Linked DNA regions of Homo sapiens: region 1 is linked to region 2. The links are chromatin contacts, found by Hi-C or POLR2A ChIA-PET in ENCODE. All regions are on one chromosome and are shown on one strand. The core of a region is the stretch at or near the end of the contact, and the rest is flanking DNA. Distances in the headings are between cores, read along the strand shown. Region 1 has its middle 72 kb from the start of TANK-AS1. Region 2 has its middle 210 kb from the start of RBMS1.

What was found. Hi-C counts contacts between places; a loop is a spot of excess contacts on that map. ChIA-PET counts read pairs that join two places held with the same protein, here RNA polymerase II (POLR2A). Pooled maps may share reads with other maps.
Region 1: a loop to region 2 is called in a map with no recorded cell type, with 15 times the contacts of the local background. The contact joins two enhancer-like sites. A Hi-C loop is called at or near these places in 4 of 37 single-sample maps with no recorded cell type and 1 of 50 pooled maps. POLR2A ChIA-PET finds 5 or more read pairs at or near these places in 1 of 52 experiments (MCF 10A).

What each region holds. Positions count from the first base shown.
Region 1 is chr2:161,085,569-161,091,298 of GRCh38, forward strand. No RefSeq gene overlaps it. Among named protein-coding and RNA genes, the nearest start is that of TANK-AS1, 72 kb to the right of the region's middle. RefSeq lists an enhancer at 5,229-5,358. Within about 2 kb of position 3,248, at least 2 of the 41 ENCODE cell types and tissues checked have a DNase peak (open chromatin) inside an H3K27ac peak, as active enhancers do.
Region 2 is chr2:160,700,965-160,707,450 of GRCh38, forward strand. No RefSeq gene overlaps it. Among named protein-coding and RNA genes, the nearest start is that of RBMS1, 210 kb to the left of the region's middle. Within about 2 kb of position 3,332, at least 4 of the 41 ENCODE cell types and tissues checked have a DNase peak (open chromatin) inside an H3K27ac peak, as active enhancers do.

The DNA.
Region 1 (5,730 bases), core at 1,998-4,497, 380 kb after region 2:
GGTGGGGTGGGGCAATACATATGGCGTGAATGTTGGGTAAGCAATCCTTTCTGTTCCAGTCCTCCATGTTGTTAATGATATGGAAAGAGGAAAGATTCTTTTTAAAGTAGTAACACACTGTGATAGATGCTAATGATATCAGAGTGGACAGAACTAAATCTCTGTCCTCCAGGAGCTAACAGTTTTAAGAGAGAAGATACACAAGTAAACATGCAACTACAACATAAAATGTTACATCCTGGTCCCAGGGAAGTTCCTTGAATGGGGCACTTAATTGGCCTTGATTCCCAAAGGAGGCAACATACAACTGGGGCCCAGAAAGATGAGGAGTCAGCAATTGAGAGGCGAGCATATCTGGAGAACCAGCAAGCTTTCAGTCTGGAGGTGAAAACAGGATAGAGATCATATAGGGCCCTGAAGGCCATGCCAAGGAGCTTATATTATCCCGAAGGCAATGGGACTCCAATAAAGGTTTATAAACAAGGAAGTAACATAATCTGATTTCCTTTTTAGAGCATTTCTTCTATCTTCAGAGTGGAGAATGGATTGGAGGGGTTCAAGCCTAGATTTAGAGAGAAGACTTAGATGTTTTCACAGTAATCCAGGCTAAAAATACACAAATTAGAAGATGATTCAAAGTTCATGACTTAGGCAACTAAATGGATACTGGTACTATACACAAAGTTTAGTTTGGGACATTGTGAGTTTGAATTGCTTATGGGATACCTAAGTGGAAATATGCAGTAAATAGAACTCTTTGATTAGGCTTCTTATGATTATAACAATTATTAAATTGCTGCTAAATAGCCTCCAGAAAATCTCAGCAAATAACATTAGTCATTGCCAGATTATCCAAGCAGTTTTTTCTTTCTAGCTGACATGATTTGAGTGATACGATGAGAAAAATCATAGCAAATGTTTTACATGCTGACAAGTTAAACTAATAGATATTTTTAGATGTTGTGTAAGAAAAGAGCTCTTGGTTAAAACTGATGCTGACATTTAAAGGCTCTCCATAAACTTCAGAAATGTGTAGCCTTAGACACAAAGCCTAGTAGTTTAGAAGTAATGCTTAGCATCTAACCCATGCTTTTTCAACTTTGCTTTCTGTCATGAATTGCCATTTATTATGACCATCTTTCAATATCTTTAAATAGGCTTCAAGAACATGGTTTTTAATGGCTGAATTATTTTCTTTCATATTGTATAATGGAAATGGTATTTTACCAAGCAACCTTCCTTTCTGTGACAGTTCAGGCAATTTCTAATTTTTTATAATATAAATAAATGCTGATTGAACATCACTAAACATAAATACTATACAAACATGTTTTCTTTAATATTTTCATTTTTCCCAATCAGCTTTGTTAAACTGTGGGATTGACTAAGAGGTTCTTTCTCTTATTCTGAAACTGCAACCATCTCAGAGGAAACAGCCTTGGATTTGGTACTAGAGAACCAGGTTCTAGTCTTAGCTTTTTTTTTAAAAAAAAAAAAAAAAGAAAAAAAACTCACGGTATTGATTATGGCCAATTTAACTTCCCTAGCCCTTGGTTTTCTCTGTCCAAATAACAAGGTTTTACTAAATAGATCTCTATAGGCCCATTTACTAAGTAGAACAGCAACAACAAACATTTTGCAAACAGTCTAATGATCTCAGTAAATAAGGTTGTAAAATCTGATCTCAGAATATGTCTTGGTGGTCTTCTCAAAGCTTGCTTTCTTTGACAAGCTAGCATCCTTCCCATCCATGTAGATAGATTCTGAGGCTTAGACAGGGTGGACCCTGGAGGTAGTAGGGTGGTGAGGTGGACCCTGGAGGTAGTGGGGTGGTGAGCTACCTAGGTGATCAGGTATAAATAGACCCCTAATTCTCTACCTCCACCTCATTTATTCCACCATTATAGCTTTATTGCTTACATCTTGACTTGCTAATAATTCCAGAAGAAAAATCATAATCACAGCCTTCAAGACGTTAGTCCTCTAGTTGGAGTAGGAATCCTGGGTCCACATATACTACTCTGGATATAAAAAGGCAAGAACCCCTTGGAAATTGTCACAAGACAAGGTCTGTCAAGATGCAAGAAAATTAGATGGTACAACCATAAGTCACTTGACTTCATTTATTCCCCCTTTCCTTCACCATCACTCAGGGGCAATCAAAAGTGAGTTTTAGCCATTTTTCTTAATGCCAAATTTTCAAAACCTTTCGTTAATCCCCCATTTAAATCATAAGAGGCAATATATCTGTTGAGCAAAATACCTCAGCTATGTTTGATTGACAAATTTTGTATAAGACATCTTTTTCATCTGGAAAAAGCAAAGCAAAGTATTAATAACACACACACAAATGATTCAATGAAGTCCAAAATTATCTTACAGATAATAGGGTGCCATAGGTATCTTCGATTCCTAAGGACCTTTGCTTTGCCCACTATTTACTTATTATAAGCCAGCAGATTTGCAATCACCAAGTATCTTGTGACTCTCATGACAGAACACAGCACTGCAGCAAGGATTTGAGGTGAAGGGCAGGCAAGCGCCATCATGCTGAGGCTAGCCAGGGTAGGTCCCAGGGGAACCTCACCCTGGGATATTACTACATCTCAAATGTATACTACTCAACTCTTAAACCTTGAAAGGTTGTTGAAATATTTGAAATATTAGTGCAAGGTTAAAACCAAGTATTTTTACTATTTTAGAGAAGGTGAATTGCAACATATTTACCCAAACAGACTCAATTTAGGTCATACGCAGTGGTTCACAGCCTTGGCTGTCCATTAGAATCACCTGGAGAGCTTTTAAAACTCCCAAAGCCTACGCAGCATTCCTAACCAATTAAATCAGTATTTCTAAGCATAGGAACCAGGCATCAGTATTTTTTAACGCTCCCCAGGAGATTCCAATATATAGCCAAGACTGAGATTCACCGATGTAAGATTTAACTCAGGTAATATACCTTTGGGCTTATTGTGCTTATTTGACCAACACTGGGGCTCATTGTGTTTATCTGACCAATATAGAGCCAGAACTTATAGAAACCATTGACGAAATGACTCCCCCCAGAGACACCTAACTCTTTTGGCTCTCACTTTCTTCCTAGGCTATCAGGCATGGTGTTTGTCATATCCCAACCTGAATCCGCAACTCCCTGCTTGACAGTCCTGAGGCTACCCCAAGGGTTCTGATGCACCTCATAACATCTCTTGTTTTTTCTCAGTCTACTGTCAAACCACTTAGCTCAGAATTCCCAGAGGCCCCAAAACTCTCACTTCCCTCTGAAACACTAAAGTCAGCTAAGGTTGATGCATGTACGTTGATGTGAATCTTCTGAGTAGTTTTGGTTTTACAAGGCATTTAGGAAAGTCTAGGGCCTGGCAGCATCAAGGCATGGCTATGAGGTGGGGGGAATGGGAAGAATCTCTAGAACTCCCTCAGTTTTTAGCTCCTCTCCTTCCCCTATTCTTTAATATGTATAATTAACACTTTCTGTTTTATATATCTTACACAAGGTGCCATAAAAACAGTTTCAAAATGCTAAAATGATTTCCTGGGCAAAAAGGCAAGCACCCACTCTAACCTCCCCACTTAGTCACCTACACCTTTCTCCTTGGGTGTAGATAGGTGTCACAATTGAAAAATAACACACTTGAATTGTCTTGTTAGGATTTTTTTCATGACCAATTTATAAACATTCAGTATGATTTCGGCACAACTGGCCTCCCAAATTCAAAGCCAGAATTTCTTAAATGTTGCGGGTTGTTTTTAAAGTTAGAATGACTACAGCTACACCTACATATTTAGGAAGAAGATAAATGTTATTTGTGTGCTGCAATTGTGATAAGCATATTGAATACAATGATTGTCAAGCAAAATTTCCATGTGCAATTTCAGACAACAGACTCCAAAATGTGACCATATATAATCACCCCTTTTCTACTACATTATGACAAAACAGGTAGTTGAAAATCATGTTTTATTCCTATCTCAGACAATAGGAATCTTAGTAAAAAAATCTATTTTGTTTAAAGAACAACTTCAGTTTTCTCAGAGAGTCACTGAACCCAGATTGGTAACTCAAACTCAGCAGCTTTCTATTTCTGTCTGGTCTTTCATTCTCTAGCTTTGTTTACAGGCTAAAGTTGCTGCAATTGGGTCTTCTCACTTCATCCCTTAGTTCTGTATACTGTATATATCCTGAATCATCTAGCAATATAAGACCACATTGGTCCAGTTCCTGACAATTTACCTATTATGCCTGTGTGCTGAATTTTATTATCTTAGGGAATCCATGAGCTTCCATGATTATGACTTGATAAAATTACAGCTCAGTTCAGATCTCAACAACATGGAAAGAGGTTTGCAGGGTTTGTTTACAAGTGAGGATGCCATATGCTCCTCTAAGAAAAAATATGCTAATTACCAAGGAAGAAATGAGGTAAGAACATGTGCAATTGCTGCAGACCTACTAAGTAAACAAGCAAGATACTTTCTGTGCAATGGAAATAAATGTGGTGAATCCATCCCCTGTGTTTTTATGTTCAGCTGACTCTACACAGAAAATGTTGAAGAGCAAGAAAAGGCATTTTCTCATAGTTATGTATTATATGTGTAGATTGACATATTTCATATTTGAGGTTCAAACTGGCCCAAAGCCTTATGTGGGTCCTTGTTTATTTATAAGGTTATAAAGCAAGATATTAAATGTTTAAAGCTGTATACAATAACAACCTGAACTGAGTAATTACAACTACCCAAAGTAGGTTTTTTTCTGCTTTACTTTATGGTTCTTGAACTTGCTGCTCTTCTCCCAGGTTTCATCTTCACACCAGCACTTGTTGCTGGGGGGAAATGTTAAGTTCATTCAATCATTTGTCTTCAAAATAACTGCAGGTGTTTGAACTCAGCTCTTGAGGGTTTTTTCTTCCCTCTAGCTGGTGTGTGAATATAGATAAAGCTTTAAGGAAAGAGAAAAAAATAAAAAAGAAACTATACAGCTTTTTCACCCAACAACACATTGCCAGGAAATGCTGGCTCGGTGAGTGGTGCCTCTAAGCAGAGCTTGCATACCAAGACAGCTTCCTCCACACCAAACACGCTACCCGCGGATCCCCGCTTTTCAAACACAGGCATCCACATGGAACTTCCTCAAGAAGAGAACTCAGGCAGGATGTCTAATTACCCATTTATAAATTGATATCCCCACAAGTTAGGATCTGTACTGGCAATCTATAACAAGGGCCAGCCACAGCAACATTGTAAAGTAGGCAAGTCAATTTTGCCTCTGTTTTCTTGACAGAACTAAAATAAGGAAGAGATAGGCTAGCCTTTAGCAAATGGCCCTTTGATGAGGTCAAAACGTTTGGGAGCCAACTCCACCTCTAGTCATTTTAGTCCAACATTACAAGAACTCCAAAGGGGCAAACACTTGACATTTAGCCATGGGGTACCCCAGGAGACAGAGAGCTCTCCCAATCACCTTAGATCTCCATAATTTATCTACCAAGGACTCAGGAAGATGTACAACTTTGGAACCACATAGTTCAAATCCTATTAGTTACATAGCACATATAAGTCCCAGCCTCAGTTTCTTTGTCTTTAAAATGGAGATGATCATTTTCCAACAGCAGCATAATTATTTGGGGGATATTTTCTTATCATTTATTTACCTCTGCCCAGAGAGAGGACATAACACTCACTAAGCTCTCTCCTTCCCAGATGGTGAGTGTT
Region 2 (6,486 bases), core at 2,082-4,581:
TTTTTTTCTGCGACTTACGTCCTTCCTACTTTCTGGTATTTTTTAAAAACCATGTTCTAAAATGAAATGCTGATGTTTGCAAATGTATGTTTGAAAAAAATGATTTAATTTGGCAACATAAAAACTTGGCCATCTTAAAATGTCTTTGAAATTCACTGGTCTGTAAAATCCAAAAGTCTAGGAATGACTGCCTCATGAGATGATGATTAACTTCTTCTTGTGGCATCTAAGCCTCTTCGCAGTCTGGTCCATGCCTATTTTCCAGCATCATTCTTCACCATTTTAAACCCAAGAATTCTGGGATGGAGACACACTTAAAGAGTTGTATTACATACTTCCACACCTTGTCCTTCTAAAAATCTCCTAATTAGCTTTCAAACTCGGGAAAAAAAGTCACCTCTTCTGTGAAGCCTTCCCTGATAACCCCATCTAGACTTTCTGTGAAGAGATTGGTTACCCTGTTTTCAGCTTTCACTGCTTCTAGGTATGGCACTAGCCAATGATATAAAGATGTGTTTGCTTGACTGCCTCACATAGGGTGAAATTCTTTTTTTTTTTTTTTCCTGGTTTATTTCTTTATCCCCTGCATCTATGCCAATAGTTTATACGTAATAGGTGCACAATAAATATATGATTGGATTTTGGGTGGATAATCAAATAATATCTTGCAAAAGTCCTGCTATTAATTTATTTGGTAATTTATAAAGAAATACTGTAAGTGCCTATTATTAAACAGGTTCATTAGGCATCATGATGGTTGCATTGTGTAAAATATAGCCTTTGTTTATAAACTGCTTATAATCTAATTGAGGAAGGCAATCCACAGAGCAAATGTTATCTAACCAATACACAAAATGATCAAAGACTAGGGCAGTATGTATTATGTGCAATCAATGGAGATGATGTAAAGGAAGTACTGGGGTGAATGTTTTCTACTTTTTCTCCTTGAATCCTCCAGAGGCTTCGAGGAGGATGTACAAATATTCTGAACGCTCTTTGCCACATAGCCAAAGCCACACAAAATTGGGACTCCCATTCTCTTTCCCAAAGCTGTTTCCTGCATTCACTGTGCAACCTCTTGACTTGTTTGCCTATTTATAGTCTTGCTTCATCCCTCATGCTTGACACTCAGAACTGCTTTTCTGTCTCTGATGCTTCAGTTTTCCCCTGCCACCATCTGTAATTGATACTTGCTGGTTGGTTTTGTAGCCTCCCGTAAAGACCTAGAGTAAATAACCCACTTGGCATTTTCTTTCTTTCTTTCTTTTTGACAAAAAGTTTTTAATAAAGTACTTCTTTATTAGCAAAAAATAACCAACTTTTTTTTACACAAAAGTAGTGTTTTTCATAAGAATTAAAGATTTCTCATAAGCATAAAAGAATAAAAGGTGCTCATTTGTATACATGTGGAGCATCTTTAAGATGTTCAAAGTAAATTAAAATGTGAGTCTTTCTGAAGTGAGCTTTGTTGCTTACATGAATGCTTGATCACTGACATGTTCACCTGAGGGCAAAGGATCTACAATTTACAGCAATCATGCAGAAATGGGTTTTCTTTCATATGGATTCTACTTGGTTCTGCTCTTATACTTTGTTTTTTATTAAAAAAATTAAAATGTTAAGTGGAAACAAACAAAAACTAGGAAGGCCCTGAGAAGACTGCACCATGAAAATAGCATCATGAAGAGGCTGCCTGAATTCTACACCATAGATTGAATGAGAACCGCTTGCTGCCTCTGGGTCTTCACTGGCTTATGGGTAAATTTAGGGGAGGAAGAGATAATTACTAAGATGTCTTCTCAATTCTCAAATGATTTGCAGAGATGTTATATTAATTTTTTTCATTTTGCCTACATATATGCTTGATTTCAAAACTTCAAACTCTACAGAAGTAAATAAAATCTTAAAGTGTTTTTATTTATGTACACCTACCCCTCACATAAATGCATACACTTACACACACTCCACCCACATTCATATTCAGAAATGTAAAACACTGATCCTCCTTTACTTGAACTCACTCGTGGAGTATCTCTCAGACTGTGTTCTCTAAGTCCATGGAAAAACACAAAAATAACTTTCATTCTTCCTACTTTAGTCTATGATAAGCAACATACAAATATTACTTGCAGAATTAAACTTCATAGAATCTCAGTAATTATTTGCAAGTAAATAACTAGTTTTTTTGAGGTGGAGTTTTTCACTCTTGTTGCCCAAGCTGGAGTGCAATGTCGTGATCTTAGCTCACTGCAACCTCTGCCTCCTAGGTTTAAGCAATTCTCCTGCCTCAGCCTCCAGAGTAGCTGGGATTACAGGCGCATGCCACCATGCTCAGCTAATTTTTTTTTCTATATTTTTAGCAGAAATGGGCTTTCACCATGTTAGCCAGGTGGGTCTCGAACTCCTGACCTCAGGTGATCTGCCTGCCTCAGTCTCCCAAAGTGCTGGGATTACAGGCGTGAGCCACCGTGCCGGGCCAATAACTAGTTTTAATTCTATTTGCAATAAAGTAAAAATAATTTAAAGGTCATTTTCATCTTTATTCAAGTCTTTAGGTTTACTTTGTTTTTTAAATCAACTTCCAAGCAACATTTAAATATTATTTTCTTTAACTTAAACCAATTTTTACCCTGCTTTCATTTGCTTAGATGCGACATAAGCCCCAGTTTTCTACTGTTTTGTTTTTGTTTTTGGATGAAATCTTAGTTGTTTAATGAACTTCAATATTTATATTTAGTTAAAACTCTGCTATCATTTATAACCAGATGAGACAGCCATGGAAAGATAAATTGATAATTTATGCCTCTTGCATTAGGGAAACAGTTCTTGTATTTACAATATGCTGAGCACAGCAATTCCCTGCCTAGCCTCCTAATATTTGTGTACATTTTTATGGAGGAGTGTGACTTTCAAATTAAAAATGATTTGTTGCAAGAATATTGACTAGGAAATGCATCCTGAGAGAAGACAGCAGAGAAGAAGTAATGAGATTTTTTTGCTACCCCTAGCCCTGGGCTATTCAATAATTTTTCTTCTTTAAAGCTAAGAGGAAGAAAGAGAGCCTCAAACTGAGTGGCAGATGTTAAGTCAGGAAATGGGAAACTCCGCCTTCGCAAGAGCTTGAGTCGTCTCCGTGACCTCTGTGGCCTCGTTGAAAGGCTTTCTCTGAATTGAATGACAACACGGAGGCTGAGGGTAAGATTGCAAATCAGAGAACGTGGGTATGAATGGGAAGCTTTGACCCCTGCCCCTTGGGTGGTAGTTCAGACCTGGGTTAGGGTGAGGTGTGGAATTGCACTTCCAGATTGCAGCCCTGCCAGGAAGGTTTTTGCAATGCTGGGTGGTCTGGTAGGGTTTGAGGTCCCCCCACCAAGAGAAGAACCTAAGAAACTTTGCCTGCTCTTACCCTGGTTTCTGCTTGGCATCTCTACTTCTATGTTTCAGTTCTTCTTTCAGTACATCCAAATTGGCATCCGGGACTTGAGCACCATATGGCCCAGATGTTTTCTAGAATCACTGTGGGCATGCAAACAGAGACCACTGCCAGGGAGCCACTCCTACCTCATACTTCAGAGCATTTACACAATGATGTGGCTCAGAACAGATATAAGGCCCCTGCAGAAAGAGGACACCAACTGGTATGAACATGAGAGGGACAAAGAAAACAGTTCTGAACACGGTCTTTTAAGGTGGGGCTTTTTATGCCATTTTTTGTTTAAGTATTGCAAAAATTAACAAAACAGAACTGTAATGATTTAAACTTTTTAGCGGGAAATTCAAGAAATGTTTTGTTTTTATGTATTTTTTTTAAAGATGAGAGTTACCAAATCTAAACAACTTTTAAAATCTTCTTTAATAAAGTTGGTCCATTTTTCTCAAAACCTGCATCTTTGACAATTTATCATACATTGAGCTCTTCTCTCTCTCTTTACTGCATTTATCCAATTCATTTGATCTCTTCTTCCCTTATCGTTGCTTGTTAGCCAGGTAACCCTGGGAATATGTGCCTTTTAGCAACTTTCTGTGCACTTCCTTGTGTGTAACCTGCTGCCAAGCAGACAAAAATTATATTTATCACATTGGGGCAGGTTTTCACTACTGATAAGTATCAGCTGTCTAGAGAGCAGGTATGGAGAAGTTATAGGAGCAGCCTACGGAGACCAAAAACACACGGAGAAACAAGGGCTGCTAAACGGACATTTCCCTCAGAGGGACCAGCATGTGTTCCCAGCCAAGATGAAGAAGACACAGAGGGTGGGGGGAACTCTAAGAAAGAAAGGGGTTTTCAAGGGAGGGTGAGGGAGAAAAGGAGACAAAGTTAGCAGAGAAGGGAAATACTTTAGGTCTCAGAATGTGGCATCATAATTTTATCTGAAGTGATTGGGCTTAGAACAATAACACTGGCAAAGCCATCAGCTACTAGGAGGTTTCTTGAGGGATAACAAATCCTTTTGCTTTGATCAGGTTCTGTTGATTTTGGAAAGGGGGTGAAGTACGTTCTCACCCGGCGGGATGGGGTTTACTCCAGGGAGGCCCTTGATCACTTACTGGTATGCGTTTATCAGAATCATTGTCATCATTGTCATCATTTTCACCTTGTTTATTTGTCCATCACTAGGGATATAATACCCAGCATCATTCCTTTGTGTGTGTATTTATGTGTGTATGCAGAAGAAGCATTGATAGACTGGAAAAAAGAGATGAGAGGGCTCAGGAGGTTGAAAAAGCAATGAAGTAGGCACAGTTAGTGATGAGACACTGGGATGAAAGTACTTCAGATTTCAAAGGGTACAATTTCTTGTGATGTCCCCTTTTGGGGTGTAGCCAGGGCAATGCGAAAGCAAGAGTGGAGGAAAGACAAAAATTATTGAGAATCAGCTGGTAAAAAAGCTTCAAGATGGCTATTAGTATATCTTCTTTGGAGAAATATTTATCAAGTCCTTTGCTAATTTTTAAATTGGGCCATTTGCATTTTTATTATTGAACTGTAAGAGTTCTTTTTATATATTCTGGATACTAGACCCTTATCTGATTTGCATATTAGTTTATCCTGTTCTGTGGGTTGCCATTTCACTTTCTTAAAAGTATCCTTTCATGTACAAAAGTTTTAAATTTTAAACAAGTTCAATTTACCCATTTTATTTTTTGTTTCTTATGCTTTCAGTGTCATATCTAAGAAGGCTTTACCTCATCCATGGTCATGAAGATGTACTCCCATACTTTCTTTTCTCCTTTGTTTTTTATTGACACATAATAATTGTACATATTTATGGGGTACAGTTTTGATACATTTAAACAATGTGTGAGAACCAAAGCAGAGTATTTAACATGACCATAATCTTATACATTTATCATTTCTTTATGGTGAAAACATTCAACATCCCTTCGTCTAGCGATTTTGGAATATAAAATGCAATATTGTTAACTGTAGCCACACTTATTCTCATACTTTAATAATTTTATGGTTTTAGCCCTTATATTTAGGTATATGATGCATTTTTTAAAGCTAAAATTCAATTCATTTATCTTTTTTTTATAATTTCAACTTCTGTCTTAGATTCAGAGGGTACACGTGCAGGTTTGTTACATGGGTATACTGCATGATGCTGAGGTTTGGAGTACAAATGATCCCATCATCCAGGCAGTGAGTATAACACCCAGTAGGTACTTTTTCAGCCCCTCTACCTCTCTTCCCATTCTAGTAGTCCTCAGTGCCTATTGTTTCTATCTTTATGTCCATGTGTACCCAATGCTTAGCTCCCTTACAAGTGACAATATATGGTGTTTGGTTTTCTGTTCCTGAGTAAATTCACTTGGGATAATGGCCTCCAGCTGCATTCACGTTGCCACAAATAACTTGATTTCATTCTTTTTTATGGCTGTGTAGTATTCCATGGTGGATATATACCACATTTTCTTTATCTAATCCACTGTTGATGGACACCTAGGTTGATTCCATGTCTTTGCTATTGTGAATAGCACTGTCTTTTTGGTAGAACATATGAGTGCATGTATCTTTTTGGATTTATTTTCCTTTGGGTATACACCCAGTAATGGGATTGTTGGGTCAAATGGTAGTTCTGTTTTATGTTCTTTGAGAAATCTCCATGCTGCCTTCCACAGTGTTAAATTAATTTACATTCCTACCAACAGCGTATATGTGTTCTCTTTTTCTCACTGTCTTGCTTGTTATTTTTTGACTTTTTCATTATAGCCATTCTGACAGGTGTGAGATAGTATTTCATTGTGGTTTTGATTTGCATTTCTCTAATGATTAGTGATGTTGAGCATTTTTCATATGTTTGTTGGTCATTTATATGTCTTCTTTGAAGAAGTGTCTGTTCATGTCTTTTGCCTACTTTTTAATGGGGTTATTTGTTTTTTGCTTGTTGAATTAAGTTCCTCATAGATCGTGGATATTAAACCTTTGTCAGATGCATAGTTTGTGAATACTTTCTTCTATTCTGTAGGTTGTCAGTGTACTCT